Linked DNA regions of Homo sapiens: region 1 is linked to region 2. A link is a loop called in an ENCODE intact Hi-C map of the cell type or tissue named here. Cell type or tissue: natural killer cell. All regions are shown on one strand. Each heading gives the region's core, and the rest is flanking DNA. Links, peaks and the distances in the headings are about the cores only.

The links. Peaks named below come from ENCODE experiments on the same cell type or tissue, not always from the same donor. Only the 100,000 strongest peaks of a DNase experiment are listed, where the experiment ranks them.
Region 1: it touches region 2 in a loop (15-fold over the local background); 35 of 110 quality-filtered maps call a loop at or near these places.

What each region holds. Positions count from the first base shown.
Region 1 is chr17:44,516,119-44,531,636 of GRCh38, reverse strand. No RefSeq gene overlaps it. Among named protein-coding and RNA genes, the nearest start is that of GPATCH8, 20 kb to the right of the region's middle. RefSeq lists a silencer at 8,144-8,203. In natural killer cell, for the core only: a CTCF peak has its summit at 8,325 (motif pointing right); a DNase peak (open chromatin) is centred at 8,286.
Region 2 is chr17:44,396,068-44,405,344 of GRCh38, reverse strand. GPATCH8 (G-patch domain containing 8) reads left to right here. Exons shown (of 8, transcript NM_001002909.4): 8 at 3,892-9,277. The coding sequence ends at 7,777. Among named protein-coding and RNA genes, the nearest start is that of ITGA2B, 11 kb to the right of the region's middle. RefSeq lists a silencer at 4,690-5,153 and an enhancer at 7,365-7,865. In natural killer cell, for the core only: a CTCF peak has its summit at 4,936 (motif pointing left); no DNase peak of the experiment used is centred there; H3K27ac peaks cover 351 bases.

The DNA of each region.
Region 1 (15,518 bases), core at 4,223-12,222, 120 kb before region 2:
AGAGTGATCGCCAAGGTACCATGTTTTGGGGTACTGTGTCCTGCACCCTGTCAGGAACTAGATATGTGGCATGCACTGTGCCGAGCACACTGTTGGATTGTCTCACTTAAGCCCAAGAATGGCCCTGTGAGACGACTATTATTATTTTCCTTCTTTGACTAATGGAGAAGTGTCCAGGCATGGCTTAGCTGGGTTCTCCACCCAAGGACTTGTGAGGCTGCATTCAAGGTGTTGGCTAGACCATGGTCTCATCTGGAGCTTTGACTGGAAAATGTGCTTCCAAATTCATTCAAGTTGTTGGCAGAATTCATTTCCTCATGGGTACAGGACCAAGGGTTCCAGCTTCTTGCTGGGTGTTAACTGAAAGTGAATCCTTTCCACGTGGGCTTTCCCAAGGTATCAGTCGGGGTCCTTCAGAGAAACAGTAGGATGCAAACATACAAACACAGCAAGACATTTATTCCAAGGAACTGGCTTATGCAACTGTAGGGGCCCGCAAGTCTGAAATCCACAGGAGACTGGCAGACTGGAAACTCTCAGGCAGGAGCTGATGCTGGAGTCTTGTGGCAGAACTTCCTCTTCCCTTTCTTAGGGAAGCTTTAGTTTTGTTCTTTAGTCCTTTCAACTGATTGGATGAGGCCCATCCCCGTAGTCGAGAATAATCTTTTTTTTTTTTTTTTTTTGAGACAGAGTCTCGTTCTGTTACCCAGGCTGGAATGCATTGGTGTGATCACGGCTCACTGCAGCCTTGACCTCCTGGGCTTAATTGATCCTCCTGCCTCAGCCTCCTGAGTAGCTGGGACTACAGGTGCACACCACCACATTTAGCTAACTTTTGTATTTTTTGCAGAGATGAGGTTTTGCCGTGTTGCCCAGGCTGGTCTTGAACTCCTGCGCTCAAGGCATCCTCCCACCTCGGCTCCCAGCTGAGATTACAAGTGTGAGCCACTGCACCCAGCCTGTTGAAAATAATCTTTATTTATGGTCAACTGATTGTGGCTATTAACCACATCTATAAAATACCATCACAGCAACACCTAGATTAGTGTTTGATAGAATAATTGGGACCTACAGCCTAGCCAGGTTGATGCATGAAACTAACCATCACACCCAACCTGGCTGCTCGCTTCACTAAGCCAGCAAGGAGAGTCTCTAGAGTGAGTTGGCCAGCAAGGAGTCTTATAAAATGTAATGAAATCGAGTGACATCTCATCCCTTTTGCCATATTCTATTGGTTAGAAGCAAGTCATGGAGCCAGGCACAGTGGCGGCATGTGCCTATAATCCCAGTTACTTGGGAGGCGGAGACAGGAGGACCGCTTGAACTCAGGAGTTCAGGAGTTCAAGACTAGCCTGGGCAAAATAGTGAGACCCCCCATCTCTTTTTAACAAAAAAAAAAAAAAAAAAGCAGCAAGTCATGGGTCCCACCCACAATCAAGGGAGGGGATTTCATGATGGTGGTGAATGCCAGAAGGTAGAAACATCTGTCCACCACAGAAGCTAAGGTTCAGGGAGCTTAGGAAGAGGCCTAGGGTCACGGTGGTGGTAAAACCGGTGGCCTGTTAATGGCCCTGCTGGAAGAGGCCCCTGTCCTGTTCCCTGCTGGTTGCACTTCCTTATGCTGACTCAGGTGTGTGCTGAGGTTCCTGGCTCTCTCCCACACTCCTTAGACAACTCAGCCTTTCCTAGGTTCCACTGTCACAGATAGGTGAGGTTTAAAGTTCGCTTACTTCCTTTACTTACCTTCCTCTTGGATCCTAGAACACTAACTTCATTACATCATTTATGTTGTACATTCTTTTTTTAACCTCACTGGACACCATTACTACTGTTTATGTAGTCAGTACTTGTTTAGATTCATCTACATATCTGTACTCTTCATTTCTTTTTAAAATTATTATTATGGTTATTATTATTTTGAGACGGAGTCTCACTCTGTCACCAGGCTGGAGTGCAGTGGCGCAATCTTAGCTCACTGCAACCTCTGCCTCCCAGGTTCAAGTGATTCTCCTGCCTCAGCCTCCCGAGTAACTTGGACTACAGGTGTGCGCCACCAGGCCCAGCTAATTTTTGTATTTTTAGTAGAGATGGAGTTTCACCATGTTGGCCAGGATGGTCTCAATCTCTTGACCTCATGATCCCCCCGCCTTGGCCTCCCAAAGTGCTGGGATTACAGGTGTGACCACCATGCCCGGCCTTAAAATTATTTTTTTTATTGTGATGTAATTCACCATTTTAGGCTGGGCATGGTGGCTTACACCTGTAATCCCAGCACGGAGAGGCCAAGGTGGGAGGATTACTTGAGATCAGGAGTTCGAGACCAGCCTGGCCAACAAAGTGAAACCTTGTCTCTACTAAAAATACAAAAAAAAAAAAAAAAAATTAGCTGGGCATAGTGGTGGACACCTGTAATCCCAGTGTGTCTGGAATTGGTGGGTTCTTGGTCTCACTGACTTCAAGAATGAAGCCGCGGACCCTCACGGTGAGTGTTACAGCTCTTAAGGTGGCACGTCTGGAGTTTGTTCCTTCTGATGTTCGGATGTGTTAGGAGTTTCTTCCTTCTGGTGGGTTTGTGGTCTCGCTGGCTCAGGAGTGAAGCTGCAGACCTTCCCGGTGAGTGTTACAGCTCTTAAGGCAGCGCGTCTGGGTTGTTCGTTCCTCCCGGTGGGCTCGTGGTCTCGCTGGCTTCAGGAGTGAAGCTGCAGACCTTTGCAGTGAGTGTTACAGCTCATAAAAGCAGTGTGGACCCAAAGAGTGAGCAGTAGCAAGATTTATTGCAAAAATCAAAAGAACAAAGCTTCCACAGTGTGGAACAGGACCCAAGTGGGTTGCCACTCTTGGCTCGGGCAGCCTGCTTTTATTCTCTTATCTGGCCCCACCCATGTCCTGCTGATTGGTAGAGCTGAGTGGTCTGTTTTGACAGGGCACTGATTGGTGCGTTTACAATCCCTGAGCTAGATACAAAGGTTCTCCACGTCCCTATCAGATTAGTTAGATACGGAGTATGACACAAAGGTTCTCCAAGGCCCCACCAGAGCAGCTAGATACAGAGTGTCAACTGGTGCACTCACAAACCCTGAGCTAGACACAGGGTGCTGATTGGTGTGCTTACAAACCTTGAGCTAGATACAGAGTGCCGATTGGTGTATTTACAATCCCTGAGCTAGACGTAAAGATTCTCCACGTCCCCACCAGACTCAGGAGCCCAGCTAGCTTCACCCAGTGGATCCTGCACCGGGGCTGCAGGTGGAGCTGCCTGCCAGTCCCGCGCCGTGCGCTCCCACTCGTCAGCCCTTGGGTGGTCGATGGGACTGGGCATGGTGGAGCAGGGAGTGGCACTCGTCGGGGAGGCTCGGGCGCACAGGAGCCCATGGAGGGGGTGGGAGGCTCAGACATGGTGGGCTGCAGGTCCCGAGCCCTGCCCCGCGGGAAGGCAGCTAAGGCCGGGTGAGAAATCGAGCCCAGGGCCGGTGAGCTGGCACTGCTTGGGGACCAAGTACAGCCTCCGTAGCCGCTGGCCCGGGTGCTAAACCCCTCATTGCCCCGGGCCGGCAGGGCCGGCAGGGCCGGCCGGCTGCTCCGAGTGCAGGGCCCACCAAGCCCACGCCCACCCGGACATCCAGCTGGCCTGCAAGCACGGCACCCAGCCCCGGTTCCCGCTCGCGCCTCTCCCTCCACACCTCCCTGCAAGCTGAGGGAACTGGCTCTGGCCTTGGCCAGCCCAGAAAGGGGCTCCCACAGTGCAGCGGTGGGCTGAAGGGCTCCTCAAGTGCCGCCAAAGTGGGAGCCCAGGCAGAGGAGGCGCCGAGAGCAAGCGAGGGCTGTGAGGACGGCCAGCACGCTGTCACCTCTCACCAGCTACTTGGGAGGCTGATGCAGTAGAATTGCTTGAACCCAGAGGCAGAGCTTGCATTGAGCTGAGATCACACCACTGTACTCCAGCCTGGGCAACAGAGCAAGACTCCATCTCAAAATAATAATAATAATAATAATAATAATAATAATAATATTCACCATTTGAAGTGTACGATTCAGTGGCTTTTAGTATATTGACAAGGTTGTACAACCATTACCACTATCTAATTCCGTAACATTTTTATCACTCTCAAAAGAAATCCTGTACCTATTATTTGCCATTCCTCCCTCCTCCCCCCCTCTCTGGCAACCACAAGTGTACCTTCTGTTTCTGTGGATTTGCCTACTCTGGACATTTCACATAAATGGAACATGTAATATGTGGCCTTTTGTGTCTGGATTCTTTCACTTAATATAATGTTTTCAAAGTCCATCCATGTCATAACATGTATCAACACTTCATTCCTCTTTATGGCTGTATAATATTCCGTTGTATGGATATACCACATTTTGTTTATCCATTCATCTGTTGATGGACATTGAGTTGCTTCCACTTTTTGGCTATTATGAATCATACTGCCATGAACATTTGTGTACAAATCCTCATCCCTTCTTGCATCTCAGACCTTCCATCTGGGATCCCTTTCCTTCTGCCTGAATTGCATCCTTTAGAATTTTTTTCATGAGGCACTTCAGTGAGGCTGATAGCAAACTGTTTTAGTTTTTACTTGTTTGAAAATTCAGTCTTGGCTGGGTGTGGTGGCTCACACCTGTAATAACAGCACTTTGGGAGGCCGAGGCAGGTGGATCACCTGAGGGTCAGGAGTTCGAGACCAGACTGATCAACATGGTGAAACTCCGTCTCTACAAAAATTAGCTGGGCGTGGTGGTGGGTGCCTGTAATCCCAGCTACTTGGGAGGCTGGGGCAGGAGTAGGCTGCCCCACTTGAACCCGGGAGGCAGAGGTTACGGTGAGCTGAGATCATGTCATTGCACTCCAGCTTGGGTGACAGAGAAAGACTCCATCTCAAAATAAAAAAGAAAGAAAGAAAAGAAAAGAACATTTACTCTTGAATTCTAGGTTGGAAGTTATTTTCTTTCAGTATGTTCAAGATATCATTCTACTGGCTTATGGCTTCCATTATTGCTGTTGTTGAGAAGGCTGCTCTTAAGATTTTCTTTCTATATTCAGGCCAGGCGCAGTGGCTCATGCCACCTAGCACTTTGGGAGGCCATGGTGGGTAGATCACTCGAGGTCAGGAGTCAAGACCAGCCTGGCCAACACAGTGAAACCCCGTGACTACTAAAAATACAAAAATTAGCTGGATGTGGTGGTGGGCACCTGTAATCCCAGCTACTCGGGATGCTGAGGCAGGAGAATCTCTTGAACCTGAAGGCAGAGGTTGCAGTGAGCTGAGATCATGAGCTGAGATCACGCCACTGCACTCCAACCTGGGTGATGGAGTGAGACTTTCTCTCAAAATAAAATTTTTTTTCTTTCTGTATTCAGAATTCTGACATTTCATTGTGATGTATCTGCATGTAGATTCTATTTTATTTATCCTGCTTAGAATTCTTCACGCTTCCAGAACTTGTGGATTGATGCTCCATCAGAATTGGGAAATTCTCAGCCATTATCTTTTCAAATCTTCACCTTGCCACATTCTCTTGTTCTTTCCTTTAAAAAAAAAGTATTTTAAATAAAATAAAATGGGGTCTTGCTGTTTTGCCCAGGCTGGGTTCAAAATCCTGGCTCAAGCAATACTCACATAGTGGGATGAAAGGTATGCATGCACCACCATGCCTGGCTTCTTTTTTTTTTTTTCCTTCTAGAATTCTGATTAAACGATATTAGATTCTTTCATTGTATCCTCCATGTGTCTCAAACTCTTCTTTTTGTCCCTTTTCTGCATTCTGGGTAATTTCTTCTGCTCTGTCTTCCAATGCCTCTCTGGGATCCCACTTTCCTTTAAGTTTTGGCCTGGAAATTCATCTCTCTTGTCAAATATCTGTAATATTGCTAAGGATTTTTTTTTTTTAATTGATCATTCTTGGGTGTTTCTCGCAGAGGGGGATTTGGCAGGGTCACAGGACAATAGTGGAGGGAACGTCAGCAGAAAAACAAGTGAACAAAGGTCTCTGGTTTTCCTAGGCAGAGGACCCTGCGGCCTTCCACAGTGTTTGTGTCCCTGGGTACTTGAGATTAGGGAGTGGTGATGACTCTTAAGGAGCATGCTGCCTTCAAGCATCTGTTTAACAAAGCACATCTTGCACCGCCCTTAATCCATTCAACCCTGAGTGGATACAGCACATGTTTCAGAGAGCACAGGGTTGGGGGTAAGGTCACAGATCAACAGGATCCCAAGGCAGAAGAATTTTTCTTAGTACAGAACAAAATGAAAAGTCTCCCATGTCTACCTCTTTCTACACAGACACAGCAACCACCCGATTTCTCAGTCTTTTCCCCACCTTTCCCCTTTCTATTCCACAAAACTGCCATTGTCATCATGGCCCGTTCTCAATGAGCTGTTGGGTACACCTCCCGGACGGGGTGGTGGCCGGGCAGAGGGACTCCTCACTTCCCAGTAGGGGCGGCCGGGCAGAGGCGCCCCTCATGTCCCAGACGGGGCGGCTGGCCGGGCGGGGGGCTGACCCCCCCACCTCCCTCCCGGACGGGGCGGCTGGCCGGGCAGGGGGCTGACCCCCCCACCTCCCTCCCGGACGGGGCGGCTGGCCGGGCAGAGGGGCTCCTCACTTCCCAGTAGGGGCGGCCGGGCAGAGGCGCCCCTCACCTCCCGGACGGGGCGGCTGGCCGGGCGGGGGGCTGACCCCCCCACCTCCCTCCCGGACGGAGCGGCTGGCCGGGCAGAGGGGCTCCTCACTTCCCAGTAGGGGCGGCCGGGCAGAGGCGCCCCTCACTTCCCGGACGGGGCGGCTGGCTGGGCGGGGGGCTGATCCCCCCACCTCCCTCCCGGACGAGGTGGCTGCTGGGCAGAGACGCTCCTCACTTCCCAGACGGGGTGGCTGCTGGGCGGAGGGGCTCCTCACTTCTCAGACGGGGCGGCTGCCGGGTGGAGGGACTCCTCACTTCTCAGACGGGGCGGTTGCCAGGCAGAGGGTCTCCTCACTTCTCAGACCATGGGTGGCCGGGCAGAGATGCTCCTCACTTCCCAGATGTGATGGCGGCCGGGAAGAGGCGCTCCTCACTTCCTAGATGGGATGGCGGCCGGGCAGAGACGCTCCTCACTCTCCAGACTGGGCAGCCAGGCAGAGGGGCTCCTCACATCCCAGATGATGGGCGGCCAGGCGGAGACGCTCCTCACTTCCCAGACGGGGTGGCGGCCAGGCAGAGGCTGCAATCTCGGCACTTTGGGAGGCCAAGGCAGGCTGCTGGGAGGTGGAGGTTGTAGCGAGCCAAGATCACGCCACTGCACTCCAGCCTGGGCACCATTGAGCACTGAGTGAACGAGACTCCGTCTGCAATCCCGGCACCTCGGGAGGCCGAGGCTGGCGGATCACTCGCGGTTAGGAGCTGGAGACCAGCCCGGCCAACACAGCGAAACCCCGTCTCCACCAAAAAAATACGAAAACCAGTCAGGCGTGGCGTCGCGCGCCTGCAATCGCAGGCACTGGGCAGGCTGAGGCAGGAGAATCAGGCAGGGAGGTTGCAGTGAGCCGAGATGGCAGCAGCACCGTCCAGCTTCAGCTCGGCATCAGAGGGAGACCGTGGAAAGAGAGGGAGAGGGAGACTGTGGAAAGAGAGGGAGAGGGAGACCGTGGGGAGAGGGAGAGGGAGAGGGAGAGGAGGATTTTTTTTTTAAAAAGCCTTTATCCAGCTTTTGCATTTGTTTTCAATGGGAAGGTTGGTCTGAATAACTTAGCCTATCATTACAGGAAATGGAAGTCCTACCATCCTCCTCACTCCCTCTTTTTCATGTATGTTCTCCTTTCCCTGATGATCCAAATTGGAGCCATTCTCCAGGGACTGTCTCCAAGCCCATCTCTTCCATCGGCCCTTCCCTGTCCTGCCCCTGTTGAGCTTTCCTGCCCCTAGAACTAGAACCGATTGTCCCCTACTCAGTGGCAGCACGTGGGGACCTCTCCTGGATTGTTCACTTATCAGATAGCTTAGGAATTGATGTATTGTCTTCCACAGTAGATGATCAGCTCTGTAGGTGATCAGGGAAGGCAGGAATAGCTCCCACCAGTAGCTCAAAATCATAGCAAATAAGAAGGGTTGGTGGAGATAAGAGAGATTTGAGTACAGTAAGTTTGAAGCAGTTTCTGGTGTCTGACCAGGTATTCGATGGTACAGGTTAAGACCCTCTGTCCCCAACGGCTTCTTTAAACCCCTATTGGCCCCAAGGGACCTTCTTCCTCGAACTGGAGGCTTCTGGGAGAGGGAGCTTGGTTCTGGAAACCCCAGGTCAGACAGCACCAGGGGGCGGTAGAGGCTTAAAGGCAACTGCATTGCCCTGGCAGGAGAGTAGGTGACTGCCCAAGCATTCCCATTGCAGCCCTGGGCCACGTTCACGTACTTGGGGGTCGAGCCGGAACCGAACAGAACTAGGCTTAGACCAATGTACCTGCTCCAAGTTGGACCTCTTTCGGTCCCCAGGACCTAAAACAAGATATGATGAATGACCTCCCTTCCATCCTGTCCTGTATCCCCTTGGGTCCCGTGCTAAGGTGGCGCCCCACTGAATTCCAGTTTCTGGACCAGGGAAATCCTTTCAATCCACTCTCCTAATCATTCTCAGCTAAAAAAAAAAAAAAGTTTTAATATATGATAGTGAGTGTCAATTAAGGTATAAAAAAAAAGAGAATGAGGATGGACTTGCCTTATTGTGGCGTGATCTCTGCTCTCTGCAGCCCCGACCTCAGGTGATCCTCCCACCTTAGGCTCCCTAGTAGCTGGAACTACAGGTGCTGCACCACCACCCTCGGCTAATATTTTTATATTTTTTGTAGAGACAAGGTTTCACTATGTTGCCCAGGCTGATCTCAAACTCCTGGACTCAAGTGATCCACCCTCCTTGGCCTCCCAAAGAGCTGGGATTACAGGCTTGAGCCACCAGGCCTGGCTGAAATTCTAATATATAACACAGGGGTTTGTTCAGTTAAGTGGGAAAAGAATAAAAATGATTTTACCATAGCTGGATTTCCAAATGGAAGAAAATAAAATTAGAGCTTTATCTTATACCATATGCAAAAATAAACTCCAGCTGGATCAAAAATTTAAATATAAAACTAAATGCATAAAATCTAATGAAAATCTAGAAGCCCGCATGTATGATGTATAAGAGTGGGAAAATATTAACCAAGATTGAAAATCGAGAAGCTACAACAGGAAAAAAAGGGTATAAATATTTCACTGTATAAAAGTTAAAACATTTTGGGGATGGAAAAACAGGACATAAATACAGGCATTAGGAAAATTTTCTTTTAAAAAGGAAAATAGTAGATTTAGAAATACGTTGTAATGCAGGTGGCAAGCCATGAGTTAACAGCTGTACTATACAAAAAGATCTTACAAGTTAACAAGAAAAAGACAAACACTTCACGGAAAAATGGTGAAGTCATGGATAGAGGATTCATGGAAACACAATTATTAAAAAAGACTCAGGCCTGTAATCCCAGCACTTTGGGAGGCCGAGGCAAGCAGATCACGAGGTCAGGAGATCCAGACCATCCTGGTTAACACAGTGAAACCCCGTCTCTAGTAAAAATACAAAAAGTTAGCCAGGCATGGGGACATGTGCCTGTAATCCCAGCTACTCGGGAGGCTGAGGCAGGGGAATCACTTGAACCCAGAAGGCTGAGGTTGCAGTGATCTGAGATTGCGCCACTGCACTCCAGCCTGGGCGACAGAGACTCTGTCTCAAACAACAACAACAACAAAGAAACACATATCTACTCTCTAACCGAGCAATCCTACTCTTAGAAATCTATCCCATGGAAATAAAACCAGCCATCCATAGGGATAGGTGTACAGTCTAAGGATGCTCAGTGTAGGATTAGTTAGTTGCAAAACACTGAAAACAGTAAATGCCCATCAGCGAATGGTTGAATAAATGGTTAACAGCCATTCAGTGAAATATTATTCAGTCTTTAAAAAGAAGGGAACTGAGGGCCAGGCACAGTGGCTCATTTCTGTAATCCCAGCACTTTGGGAGACCGAGGCAGGCGGATCACGAGGTCAGGAGTTTGAGACCAGCCTGGCCAATATGGTGAAACCCTGTCTCTACTAAAAATACAAAAATTAGCTGGGTGTGATGGTGCGTGCCTGTAGTCCCAGCTACTCCGGAGGCTGAGGCAGGAGAATTGCTTGAACCCGGGAGGTGGAGGTTGCAGTGAGCCAAGATCGCACCATTGCACTCCAGCCTGGGCCACAGAGCGAGACTCCGTCTCAAAAACAAAAACAAAAACAAAAAACAAAAAAGAAGGGAGCTGTAGAGCTGTAACAATTGTCTTGGAGGAATATTTAGGAGGTATTGTTGAGAAAGAAAAGCAAGAAGCAAAAAGTGTGAATAATGTGATCCTGTTTTTTGAAAACTAACAACAAATCCCCTATATTTCCTGTACACATATATATGTGTGTATATATATGACTATATGAGCAATAAAAAGTGAATGAATACAAACTGGGTAGTGGACATGGGTTACCTGGTTGGGAGAGAAGGAGAGGAAAAAAGAAGTTTAAAAACAAGATTAGGCCAGGCGCAGTGGCTCATTTCTGTAATCCTAGCACTTTGGGAGGCTGAGGCGGGCAGATCACGATGTCAAGAGATCGAGACCATCCTGGCCAACATGGTGAAACCCCGTCTCTACTGAAAATACAAGAATTAGCTGGACATGGTGGCACGCGCCTGTAGTCCCAGCTACTTGGGAGGCTGAGGCAGGAGAATCGCTTGAACATGGGAGTCAGAGGTTGCAGTGAGCCAAGATTATGCCACTGCACTCCAGCCTGGTGACAAAGCGAGACTCCGTCTCAAAAAAAAAAAAAAAAGAAGAAGACTAGGTTTGGTGTGGTGGCTAATGCCTGTAATCCTAGCATTTTGGAAGGCCAAGGTGGGCAGATTGCTTGAGCCCAGGAGTTTGAGACCAGCCTGAGCAACATGGTGAAACCCTGTCTCTACAAAAAACAAAAATAAAAAAATTAGCCGAGCATAGTGTCGTGTGCCTGTAGTCCCAGCTACTCAGGAGGCTGAGGTAGGAGGACCACTTGAGCCCAGGAGTTTGAAGCTGCAGTGAGCCATGATCGTGCCACTGCACTCGAGCCTGGGTGACAGAGGAAGACCCTGTCTCAAAAACAAACAAACAAAACACTGCTTTAAAAAGTTTGGAAGATAGAATAACACTTAATGTGTTTAGGTAAAATTGTTTGTACTGATATGTAGAAAAATCGTTTTAAAAGAATAAAATAGTAAAAAATCTAGTTCAGACCTTCATCACCTCTTATCAGTCTTCCCCTGTCAAGGAGAGTCAGACCTCAGTCCACACTGAACCCCTTACAGACTCTTTCCTGTCCCTACACCAGACCCATGGACATTGAAGATCATATCTAAATCAGGTCTGTTCCTCCAAAGTCTGAATGGTGCCAAGTGTCCGGGGCCAATCCCTGCTTAAATATTCAGTAAGTCTCTTGAGGTGATTGCTTCATCTCTCAGCCTGGAGAATCTTCAGAGGGAAGGTGGATGCCACAGCCCCTTGCCTCATAGAAATACATTTTTTTTTTTTGAGACAGGCTCTTGCTCTGTTGCCCAGACTGGAGTGCAGTGGCGGGATCGCCACTTGCTCACTGCAGCCTTGACCTCCCAGGCTCAAGTGATCCTCCCACCTCAGCCTCCTGAGTAGCTGGGGTTACAAGCACATGTCACCACCACACCCAGATAATTTTTTTTTTTTTTTGAGACGGAGTCTCACTCTGTCGCCAGGTTGGAGTGCAGTGGCACCATCTCAGCTCACTGCAACCTCCACCACCCAGCTTCAAGCAATTCTCCTGCCTCAGCCTCCTGAGTAGCTGGGACTACAGGCGTGCGCCACCACACCCGGCTAATTTTTTATTTTTAGTAGACACGGGGTTTCACCATGTTGGCCAGGTCTGGATCTCTAGACCTCGTGATCCACCCGCCTCAGCCTCCCAAAGTGCTGGAATTACAGGGGTGAGCCACTGCGCCCAGCCAATTTTTGTGTTTTTCGTAGAGATGGAGTTTCACCATGTTGCCCAGTCTAGTCTTGAACTCCTGGGCTCAAGTGATCTGCCTGCCTTGGCCTCCCAAACTGCTGGGATTACAGGTGTGGGCTCATAGAAATGCTTGTGGCCTCATAGAAATTCTTTTTTTTTTTTGAGATGGAGTCTTGCTCTGTCACCCAGGCTGGAGTGCAATGGTGCAGTAGTCTAGGCTCACTGCAACCTCCGCCTCCTGGGTTCAAGCAATTCTCCTGCCTCAGCCTCCCGAGTAGCTGGGACTACAGGTGCGTGCCACCACACCTGGCTAATTTTTGTACTTTTAGTAGAAACAGGGTTTCACTATGTTGACCAGGCTCGTCTCAAACCTCTGACCTCATGATCTGCCCACCTTGGCCTCCCAAAGTGCTGGGATTACAGGCGTGAGCCACTGCACCCTGCCTCATAGAAATTCTAGAAGCAGTCTGCCTCAAATGTTCATGGGCATCAGAATCATGGTTTGAGGGATGAGGATGGCATTCTGACTGGCAGGACTGGAGTGGAGCCCAATAATCAGTGTTATTTTTCAAACATTCCCATGTTATTCTGCTACCACTTTGAGAATCTCTTCTAAACACAGAACCACATAGACAGTTGATTTTTTCATATCCATTTAAACTCAGAGACATCTCAGATTTACCAAAATGCATTTTTTTTTTTTTTTAGAGACAGGGTCATGCCCTGTCACCCAGGTTGGATTACAGTGGCTTGATCACAGCTCGCTGCTGCCTCCAACTCCTGGGCTTAAGTGATGCCCCTGCCTCAGCATCTCTAGTAACTGGGACCACAGTTGTGTGCCCCCATGCCTGGCTAATTTTCTTTTTGAGACGGAGTCTCACTCTGTCGCCCAGGCTGGAGTGCAGTGGCGCGATCTCGGCTCACTGTAACCTCTGCCTCCCAGGTTTAAGCAATTCTCCTGCCTCAGCCTCCCGAGTAGCTGGGACTACAGGCATGTGCCACCATGTCCCACTAATTTTTTCCATTTTTTAGTAGAGATGAGGTTTCACTGTGTTAGCCAGGCTGGTCTCGATCTCCTGACCTCATGATCTGCCCACCTCGTCCTCCCAAAGTGCTGGGATTACAGGCGTGAGCCACTGCGCCCAGCCTAATTTTTTTTTTGAGACAGGATCTCACTCTGTTACCCAGGCTGGAGGGCAATGGCTTGAACATGGTTCACTGCAGCCTTGACCTCCTGGTCTGAAGCAATTCTCCTACCTCAGCCTCCTGAGTAGCTGAAACCAACGGTGCATGCCACCTTATCCAACTAACTTTTAAAGGAAAAAAAAATTCACCACTGGCCAGGCAGGACCCCCTGTGATAGGTAGCCAGGCTGCTAAGCTGTCTTAGAGGGTGTTTTTTAGCACATTCCTTCTTTTACTCATCAAATATTTATCACGTGCCTAGTCTGAATCAGCCCTGCTCTAGATCACATTGCTTGAGACAGTTTTTGAGACAGTGAGATCCTGTCTCAAAAAAAAAAAACATTAGCCGAGCATGTTGGCACACAATTGTAGTCCCAGTTACTAGAGAGGCTGAGGCAAGAGGATCACTTGAGCGCAGGAATTCGGGGCAGGAGTGAGCTAGATGTAGAGTCAGAGTCTCCACAAAAAGCAACTCTCCTGCCTTGCTCTCCCAAAGTGCTGAGATTACAGTCATGAGCCACCATACCCAGACAATTTTTTAAATTTTTTTGTAGAGAGGAGGGTCTCAACATTTTGCCCAGGCTGGTCTTGAACTCCTGGCCTCAGGTGATCCTTGCCCCGGCCTCCCAAAGTGCTGGGATTACAGGTGTGAGCCACCATGCCTGGCCAAAATGCAATTCTTGAAACCCTACCAAATTTGTCCCCCACCCACTCAACCTTACCAATCTCAGTAAATGACTCCAAATCCAGCCTGGTTCCTCACACCTGGAACCTGGAAGTCATTCTTAATTCTACCCTTTTCCTCATCCTCAATATCTAATCCATTATCTTCTTGCCAAGTTGTCTGCAAAATATACTTTAAACTTACCTTCTATTTCTGTTGCCACCGTCCATCACCTGTCATGGAAATTACTGTAACAGCATCTTCTCTGGTCTCCCACTTCCATTCTTGCACCCTTACAATCCATACTCCACACACAGGCAGTGGTGAGTCTCTTGAAAATGTAAATAAGATCAAATTGCTTCTCTTCTCTAAATCTGTCAAAGGTCTAACTCTCTCTCTCTCTCTCTTTTTTTTTTTTTGAGATGGAGTCTTGCTCTGTTGTCCAGGCTGGAGTACAGCGGCACGATCTCGGCTCACTGCAACCTCCACCTCCCGGGTTCAAGTGATTCTCCTGCCTCAGCCTCCCCAGTAGCTGGGATTACAGGCACACGCAACCACGCCCAGCTAATTTTTTTGTATTTTTAGTAGAGATGGAGTTTCACCATGTTGGCCAGGCTGGTCTTGAACTCCTAACCTCAAGTGATCTGCCCGCCTCAGCCTCCAAAAGTGCTGGGATTATAGGTGTGAGTCGCTGGGTCTGGCTAGCTCTAACTCCTTATAGTGACTTCAAGCCCCTCCTAGGTGAGCTGGCCCCTGCCTCCCTTTCCACTTCACCTCGAAATATTCTCCCCCAGCCCCTTCTTGCAGTGTCTCTAACCAGGACTGGCAACGTAATATGTGGGGCCCAGTGAAAAAGAAGTTGTGGGACCCTCCATCAAAAATTAGTAAGAATTTCGGCTGGGCGCGGTGGCTCACGCCTATAATCCTAATACTTTGGGAGGCCGACGTGGGTAGATAACTTGAGGTTAGGAGTTTGATACCAGACTGGCCAACACGGTGAAACCCCATCTCTACTAAAAATACAAAAATTAGCCGGATGTGGCAGTGTGTGCCTGTAGTCCCAGCTACTTGGAAGGCTGAGGTGGGAGAATTGCTTGAACCCAGGAGGCGGAGGTTACAGTGAGCCAAGATCGCACCACTGTACTCCACCCTGAGCAACAGAGTGAGACTCTGTCTCAAAAAACAAACAAACAAAAATTACTAAGAATTTCAAGATGGCTGTGGCAGAGCATGAAACCAAGCGAAGGGCTCTTCTGAGTGTGGAGCCTGTACAAGTGGCCCTGCCTCTCGCCTGGCCTGGGCTGCACCTCAGGAGCACTGTGCCCCAGTTTATAACATCGAGCTGTTGGCTCAATTGTCACCTGGTCCAGAGGTCTCACCTGACCATTGCTTAATTTAAAGCAGCCTCACACAGTTCCTCTATGTCACATCACCCCACGTTATCTTCTCAGCACCTCGCCCTGCTTGAAATGATCTCATTTGTTTACTTGTATATTGTCTGTCTCCTTACCTGGCTCCCCCAGCCAGAACATAAACTCAATGAGAACAAGAACCTTTCCTGCCATGCTCACCTCTGGCGTCTTCAGCATCTAGAGCAGGGCTGATTCGGACTAGGCACATGATAAAT
Region 2 (9,277 bases), core at 1,278-9,277:
CCCAGCTACTAGGGAGGCTGAGGCAGGAGAATCGCTTGAACCTGGGAGGCGGAGGTTGTGGTGAGCCAAGATTGCGCCATTACACTCCATCCTGGGCAACAAGAGTGAAACTCCGTCTCAAAAAAAAAAAAAAAAGAATTATAAACCTTCAGTTTTTATTAATTGACAGATAACAACTGTACATATTCATAGGTTACCTAGTAATGTTTCAATACATATAATATATAGCGATCAGATCAGGGTAATTACCATATCCATCATCTCAAACATTTATTATTTCTTTGTGCAGGAACATTCGGTATCCTCTTTCTAACTATTTGAAACTATATAGTATTGTTAACTCTAGTTATCCTACAGTGGTACAGAACACTGGAACTTACTCTTCCTAGTTAGCTGTAATTTTGTAACAAATCTCTCCTTCCGCCCTTCCCAGCTTCTAGTATCCTCTGTTCTACTTTTTACTTCTATGAGATCAACTTTTTTTTTTAAGCTTCCACATATGAGTGGCAACCTGCAGTGTTTGATTTTCTGTTCCTGGGTTACTTTACTTAACATAATAATTAGTCCTCCAGTTCCTTAAAATGTTTAATAGATCCTTCTTTCAAACTAAAAGCATATCTATATAATTATAGTATAATATACTGATTAAGTTTGTGTATTTTTGAGGCCATATTTTTCTTACTATTTATGTGACTTAATGAAATTATATCTAAACTCTCTATGCCTCAGTTTCCTTATCTGTAAGATAGAGATAAGAACAACTTACAGTTGTTGTGAGGAGTGATTATTACCTCAGAAATGCTTGAAGGGATGCCTAGCACATCAAAGATTCTCAATAAATCAATAAATTATGACACTATTACAATGATTCCCATTTTCTAACATTTATATTAAAAAGCATATGCTGGGCATAGTGACTCGCACCTGTAATCCCAGCACCTTGGGAGGCCAAAGTAAGAGGATCACTTGAACCCAGGAGCTCAAGACCAGCCAGGGCAACATAGGAAGACCCTGTCTCTAAAAAAAAAAAATCTTAAAAATTAGCCGGGCATGGTGGCACATGCCTGTAGTCCCAGCTACTCAGGAGCCTGAGGTAGAAGAATCACTTGAGCCTGGGAGATCAAGGCTGCAGTGAGCTGTGATCACAGCACTGCACTCCAGCCTGGGTGATAGAGCAAGACCCTGTCTCAAAAAAAAGAATCCCCTTTTTATTCAGTTTGCGGGGCGTTGTTTTTTATTTGTTTGCTGTGGAGTAGGTTTCATAACACAGTGTAAGTATTTCTTGCTCTCCAAATCTGTTGAGTTCTCATTTTCCAGTAGCAATAGTTTAGATAGCAAGAGATTACACATTGGCCGGGCACGGTGGCTCACGCCTGTAATCCCAGCACTTTGGGAGGCCGGGGTAGGTGGATCACCTTAGGTCAGGAGCTTGAGACCAGCCTGACCAACATGGTGAAACTCTGTCTCTACTAAAAATACAAAAATTAGCCGGGCATGGTGGCGTACGCCTGTAATCCCAGCTACTAAGGAGGCTGAGGCAGGAGAATTGCCTGAACCCAGGAGGCAGAGGTTGCAGTGAGCCAAGATTGTACCATTGCACTCCAGCCGGGGCAACAAGAGCAAAACTCCAGCTTGGGAGAAAAAAAAAAAAAAGAGAGATTACATATTGTCTGAATATACTTATCCCTGAGTTGAGGAAAGCTGTTAGCTAGGGTTTGGATAACAAGGACATCATATAAATAGGTCTCTGATTCTGTTTAGTTCTTGATTTGGAATTTAAGGGTATAGTGTACGCTGTATAGTGTACAAACTATAAAAATTGCAAGCCAGATGCGCAGTGGCTCACATCTGTAATCCCAGCACTTTGTGACACAGAGGCAGGAGGATCACTTGAGGCCAGGTGTTCAAGACCAAACTGGTCAACATAGCAAGACTCTGTCTCTGCAAAATTTTTTTTTAATTAGCCAGCATGGGCCGAGCATGGTGGCTCAAGCCTGTAATCCCAGCACTTTGGGAGGCCGAGGCAGGTGGATCACGAGGCCAAGAGATCAAGACCATCCTGGCCAACATGGTGAAGCCCATCTCTACTAAAAATACAAAAATTAGCTGGGCATGGTGGTACATGCCTGTAGTCCCAGCTACTTGGGAGGCTGAGGGAGGAGAATCACTTGAACCCGGGAGGTAGAGGTTGCAGTGAGCCGAGATCGCACCACTGTACTCCAGCCTGGGCAATAGGGTGACACTGTCTCAAATAAATAAATAAAATTAGCCAGCATGGTGAGGTGCACCTGTAGTCATAGCTACTTAGGAGGCTGAGGTGGGAGGATTGAGCCAGGAGTTTGAGACTGCAATGAGCTATGATCATGCCACTTCACTCCAGCCTGGGCAATGCAGTTAGACCCCACCTCAGAAAAATAAAACTTTCAGGCAAGATCATCAGTTTAAAACTATTGAGGCTCCTTGATGTTCCTTTTGTCAAAGATGAAAGTGCTCAGGTAACATTATGACTGTAGTACTGAATGCCCAGAAACTGCCACAAAACCAAAGCAAATGCTTGTTACGGTACCCAGGAGATAGGCATGGACTTTTTAGTTTCTGTGGCAGACATGCTGACCACAGACTGCCATAAGTAGCACAGTGGAAGTTTCTATGTTTAACTCAGAATATGCAAATTTTTAAAAAATGAAATTTGAAAGCATGGGGAAATTTTTATTTTTATTTTTTTTAGAGGTGGGGTCTCACTATGTTGCCCAGACTGGTCTTGATCTCCTGGCCTCGAGCAATCCTCCCTCCTCAGCCTTCTGAATCACTGAGATTACACATGTGAGCCACCCTGACCCAGCAAGAGTTTTTCTTTAATTGAATGAAATAAAACCTATGTGAATACATGTACAGCCATACATTAGATAACATACTGATGGACAAAATTATAAAATAAGAAATGAGATCAGAAACATAGTAATGATGGGCTATTTCAGTCGTGACATAAGTCTTACTTTTTTTTTTTTTTTTTTTTTTTTGAGACAGAGTCTTGCTCTGTCACCCAGGCTGGAGTGCAGTGGTGCTGCGATCTCAGCTCACTGCAACCTCTGCCTCTCCCAGGTTCAAGTTATTCTTCTGCCTCAGCCTCCTGAGTAGCTGGGATTACAGACGCCCGCCACCACAGCCAGCTAATTTTTGTATTTTTAGCAGAGGCGGGGTTTCACCATGTTGGTCAGGCTGGTCTTGAACTCCTGATCTCATGATCTGCTCGCCTCCACCTCCCAAAGTGCTGGGATTACAGGCGTGAGCCACTGCGCCCGGCCTGTACTTTATTTTTTATTTTTTTTTTTAATTTTTTTGAGAGGGAGTCTCGCTCTGTCACCCAGACTGGAGTGCAGTGGCGTGATCTTGGCTCACTGCAACCTCCATCTCCCAGGTTAGAGCGATTCTTCTGCCTCAGCCTCCCAAGTAGCTGGGATTACAGGTGTGTGCCACCATGCCTGGCTAATTTTTGTATTTTTAGTAGAGACAGGGTTTCACCGTGTTGGCCAGGCTGTTTACGAACTTCTGACCTCAAGCAGTCTGTCCACCTTGGCCTCTCAAAGTGCTGGGATTACAGGCATGAGCCACCACACCCAGCTTTTTGTACTTTAGACAGCTTAAGGAAAAGCTATGTAATAACTGGCTGGCCCTGGGAATTTGGTAGGTTAACAGAATGAGTCTTTGCCTAACCTCCTCTTAGAAAGTCGCATTTGTTAGTATAGGGCTAGGGAATATGACCACCACTCACTGTCTTTGAGACCTACCTATAATGAATGATAGGATATAAGAGATTAGTATTTTATAAGGTTTATGAAATGTACTCCTAAACCTGCTTTTTGTTTTTTATTTTTCTAAATCATCATGTAGTGCACCTGGAAGTGGTCCCATGTTCAAACCAACCACAGTGGCTGTAGATGAAGAAGGTGGAGAAGATGATAAAGATGAATCAGCTACAAATAGTGGCACAGGTGCCACTGCTTCTTGTGGCCTGGGATCTGAATTCTCCACAGATAAAGGAGGCCCTTTCACTGCAGTACAAATCACTAATACCACTGGACTGGCCCAGGCTCCTGGGTTAGCCTCCCAAGGCATCAGCTTTGGCATTAAGAATAATCTGGGGACCCCATTGCAAAAATTGGGAGTGTCATTTTCTTTTGCCAAAAAGGCTCCTGTCAAACTCGAATCAATAGCATCAGTTTTCAAGGACCATGCGGAGGAAGGGACCTCTGAAGATGGAACAAAACCCGATGAGAAGAGTTCTGACCAAGGACTGCAGAAGGTAGGAGACTCTGATGGGAGCAGTAATCTTGATGGTAAAAAAGAGGATGAAGACCCTCAGGATGGAGGGTCCCTTGCCTCAACATTATCCAAATTAAAAAGGATGAAACGAGAAGAAGGAGCTGGGGCTACAGAGCCTGAGTATTACCACTACATCCCCCCAGCACACTGCAAAGTAAAACCTAATTTTCCCTTTCTACTTTTTATGAGAGCCAGTGAACAAATGGATGGTGATAATACTACACACCCAAAGAATGCCCCAGAGAGTAAAAAAGGCAGTTCTCCCAAGCCTAAAAGCTGCATCAAGGCGGCAGCAAGCCAAGGAGCAGAAAAGACAGTTAGTGAAGTCTCTGAGCAGCCGAAGGAAACCAGCATGACCGAGCCCTCAGAACCAGGAAGCAAAGCTGAGGCAAAGAAGGCCTTAGGAGGGGATGTAAGTGATCAGAGTTTAGAAAGTCATAGTCAGAAGGTTTCAGAGACCCAAATGTGTGAGTCCAACTCTTCTAAAGAAACCTCTCTGGCCACCCCAGCAGGGAAAGAAAGCCAAGAAGGACCCAAACATCCTACTGGTCCCTTCTTCCCAGTTTTGAGCAAAGATGAAAGCACTGCCCTCCAGTGGCCATCAGAACTATTAATTTTCACCAAGGCAGAACCCTCCATTTCATACAGTTGTAACCCTTTATATTTTGACTTTAAACTTTCAAGGAACAAAGATGCCAGAACTAAAGGAACAGAAAAACCAAAGGATATAGGAAGCTCCTCAAAGGACCATCTCCAAGGCCTAGATCCTGGTGAGCCAAATAAAAGCAAGGAAGTGGGCGGAGAGAAAATAGTACGTTCCTCAGGAGGCAGAATGGACGCACCTGCTTCAGGGTCTGCCTGTAGCGGCCTGAACAAGCAGGAGCCTGGGGGTAGCCATGGGTCTGAGACAGAAGACACAGGGAGAAGCCTTCCCAGCAAGAAAGAACGATCTGGGAAGTCCCACCGGCACAAAAAGAAAAAGAAGCACAAAAAATCCAGCAAACACAAACGTAAACACAAGGCTGACACAGAAGAGAAAAGCTCTAAGGCAGAGTCAGGGGAGAAATCTAAGAAGCGCAAGAAACGAAAACGAAAGAAGAATAAGTCATCAGCCCCAGCAGATTCTGAACGAGGACCCAAACCAGAACCCCCTGGGAGTGGCAGTCCCGCACCACCAAGAAGAAGGCGGAGAGCTCAAGATGACTCCCAGCGGAGATCCCTCCCAGCTGAAGAGGGGAGCAGTGGCAAAAAGGATGAAGGTGGGGGTGGTAGCAGCTCCCAAGACCATGGTGGGAGGAAACACAAAGGTGAACTTCCACCTTCATCCTGCCAGCGAAGAGCAGGCACCAAACGGAGCAGCCGGTCTAGCCATCGGAGCCAACCCAGTAGTGGAGATGAGGATAGTGATGATGCTTCCTCACACCGGCTGCACCAGAAGTCTCCATCCCAGTACAGTGAGGAAGAAGAAGAGGAAGATTCAGGCAGTGAGCATTCCCGCAGCCGCTCAAGGTCTGGCCGGCGCCATTCCTCGCATCGTTCCTCCCGGCGTTCTTACTCAAGTAGCTCAGATGCCTCTTCAGACCAGAGCTGCTATAGTAGACAGCGCAGTTACTCTGATGACAGCTACAGTGACTACAGTGACAGATCACGAAGGCACTCCAAGCGCTCCCATGACTCAGATGACTCAGACTATGCCAGCTCCAAACACCGATCAAAACGGCACAAATATTCATCTTCTGATGATGACTATAGCCTCAGTTGCAGCCAGTCCCGAAGCCGATCTCGGAGTCATACCAGAGAGCGCTCAAGATCCCGGGGCCGCAGCCGCAGCAGCAGTTGTAGTCGTAGTCGAAGCAAGCGGAGAAGCCGTAGCACCACAGCCCACAGCTGGCAACGGAGCCGGAGCTATAGCCGGGACCGCAGCCGCAGCACCAGGAGCCCTTCCCAGAGATCAGGCTCCAGGAAGAGATCATGGGGTCACGAGAGCCCTGAGGAGAGGCATTCTGGGCGTCGGGACTTCATTCGTTCTAAGATCTACCGCTCCCAGTCCCCCCACTATTTCCGATCAGGCCGGGGAGAAGGTCCTGGGAAGAAAGATGATGGCAGAGGAGATGACAGTAAAGCAACAGGTCCACCTTCCCAGAACAGCAACATTGGCACAGGAAGAGGGTCAGAAGGTGACTGCAGTCCTGAAGACAAGAACTCTGTCACTGCCAAACTGCTACTGGAGAAGATCCAGTCAAGGAAAGTGGAGAGGAAACCTAGTGTGAGTGAGGAGGTGCAGGCCACCCCTAATAAAGCTGGGCCCAAGCTCAAGGACCCCCCACAAGGTTACTTTGGGCCCAAGCTCCCCCCATCTCTTGGCAATAAGCCTGTCCTTCCACTGATAGGGAAGCTCCCAGCTACCCGAAAGCCCAATAAGAAGTGTGAAGAGTCTGGCTTGGAAAGGGGGGAAGAGCAAGAACAGTCAGAGACAGAAGAGGGGCCCCCAGGGAGTAGTGATGCCCTATTTGGGCATCAGTTCCCTTCAGAGGAAACAACTGGCCCCTTATTAGACCCACCCCCAGAAGAGTCAAAGTCTGGAGAAGCTACTGCTGATCACCCTGTGGCTCCACTAGGCACCCCAGCACATTCTGACTGCTACCCTGGGGACCCAACCATCTCCCATAACTACCTCCCCGACCCCAGTGATGGGGACACCCTGGAGTCCCTGGATAGCAGCAGTCAGCCAGGCCCTGTGGAGTCCAGCTTGCTGCCTATAGCACCAGACCTTGAGCATTTCCCCAGTTATGCACCTCCCAGTGGGGATCCTAGTATTGAGTCAACAGATGGGGCTGAGGATGCTTCACTGGCCCCCCTGGAAAGCCAGCCCATCACCTTCACCCCTGAGGAGATGGAGAAGTACAGCAAGCTCCAGCAGGCTGCTCAGCAACACATCCAGCAGCAGCTTCTGGCCAAGCAAGTAAAGGCCTTTCCAGCCTCAGCTGCCCTGGCCCCAGCCACACCAGCCCTGCAACCCATCCACATTCAGCAGCCAGCTACAGCCTCTGCCACCTCCATCACAACTGTTCAGCATGCCATCCTACAACATCATGCTGCCGCAGCTGCTGCCGCCATCGGCATTCACCCTCACCCCCATCCCCAACCACTTGCCCAGGTGCATCATATTCCCCAGCCCCATCTGACCCCCATTTCTTTGTCCCACCTCACTCACTCAATCATCCCTGGCCACCCTGCCACCTTTCTCGCTAGCCATCCCATCCACATCATTCCCGCCTCAGCCATCCATCCTGGGCCCTTCACCTTTCACCCTGTCCCACATGCTGCCCTCTACCCCACCCTACTTGCTCCACGGCCTGCTGCAGCAGCTGCCACTGCACTTCACCTTCACCCACTACTTCACCCCATCTTCTCAGGTCAGGACCTGCAACATCCCCCCAGCCATGGCACGTGAGTTGGGGGATGGGATCCTAGGTAGGGCCAGGGGAGGAGACCCATAAATGTTCCCTTGGGGGTGTTGAGCCATTAATACCAGCAAGTAGAAGCTGGGATGGGCAGTGTCTGACAGCCAAAGAATTGAGTTTTGGCTTGCAGGGGTGGGTTTAGATTTGAAGTTTGCTTTCAGTTTACTATCAGGGATTTCTTTTTCCTGTCCTCCTCTCAATTTGTCCCTCCCTCTTCTGTGTTTCTAAGCTAGGGAACACCAGTAAGTGCTACCCACCCCTCTGCAGCAACATCTCCAAACTGTCAAGTTTAGATAATCCCCTCCTCCCTCTGCTTTTTTCCTCTGCTCTTCCCTTCTGTAAATTTTAAAACATTTTCCTCCCCTCTGGCCAGTGGGTTGTCACCAGAGCACTTGCTGTGGGCCCATCTGGTCTTGCCTTCTCAGCGCCACAGGGAAGGCCAAGCTGTTCTAGTGGTGGAAGTGCCACCATTTTGGGGTAGTATCTTTGACCATCTTTGGTGACGTTACGTTATCCCAGGTGAGGTGGAAAGCGTCTCACCTGGAACCTGATATAACTCAGGCTGCAATTCCATCCAGTTCCCACATCAACGGAGCCACACATTTGGCACTGTTATCTTGGTATCCCTCATCCCAGAAGAGGCATCTCCATATCCCAGAAAAGAAGATCCTATCATGAATAAAAGCTGTATGGCCCAGAGAGGAGCTCATGTGTCTAAAGTGAAGGGTATATTTTCTTCTGTTGTGTTGATGTTTCCTTCTTAATTTATAGGATTTTTTTAATGTAAAAAATTGCACTGAACTCTATAAACGTAAATGCTGCTTTTTGTAGCTCATATAAAAAAGGTTCCATATTTGTAGTATACTGCAATAATATTTTTTACATCCAGCTCTTTAAGTGATCCTCGTTCTGGTGGCTTTGTGTAAATATGTTTGCCCTAGTTGAATTAAGAAACTCTAAAGGTTATAAAATGAAAACAAAAAATAAAATATTTGTTTTCTGCTAGATGCAAAACTGACTAAGCATGTATATTTTACCAAACTTATGTATTTTTTGAAGTTATGAACTATAAAATGTTAAAACATTTTTTGCTGGGACAAAATGTTAAGTAATTTGCAGTATGTAGTGCCCCCAGTATTGGGATTTTTGAGCTAATGGGCAGCAGTCAGCTGGGGGCTTCTGAGGGATGCTCATCTTTAACAGTCTCCCTCATGTACTTTTGCTGTTTTACACAGAGAAACAGGTAGACCCCACAGAGGAGAAGGAGGGGATTCAACAGCTTTATTGTCTGGAAGCAGTGAGATTTGGTGATTGTCTGGGGGGATTCCTGGGTTTCCCTGGGTACCTTGTTCCAGGCAGTCAGTCCATTTGCCTTCCTAGTACTTAGCCCCCTCTGACAATTTTTTTTTTAATGTGCCTTTTGGGTTGGTAGAAACGGAAGTAGAAGTAGGCTGGAGGATGAGTTGGGACAGTCTTCCTTTTGTTGGGAG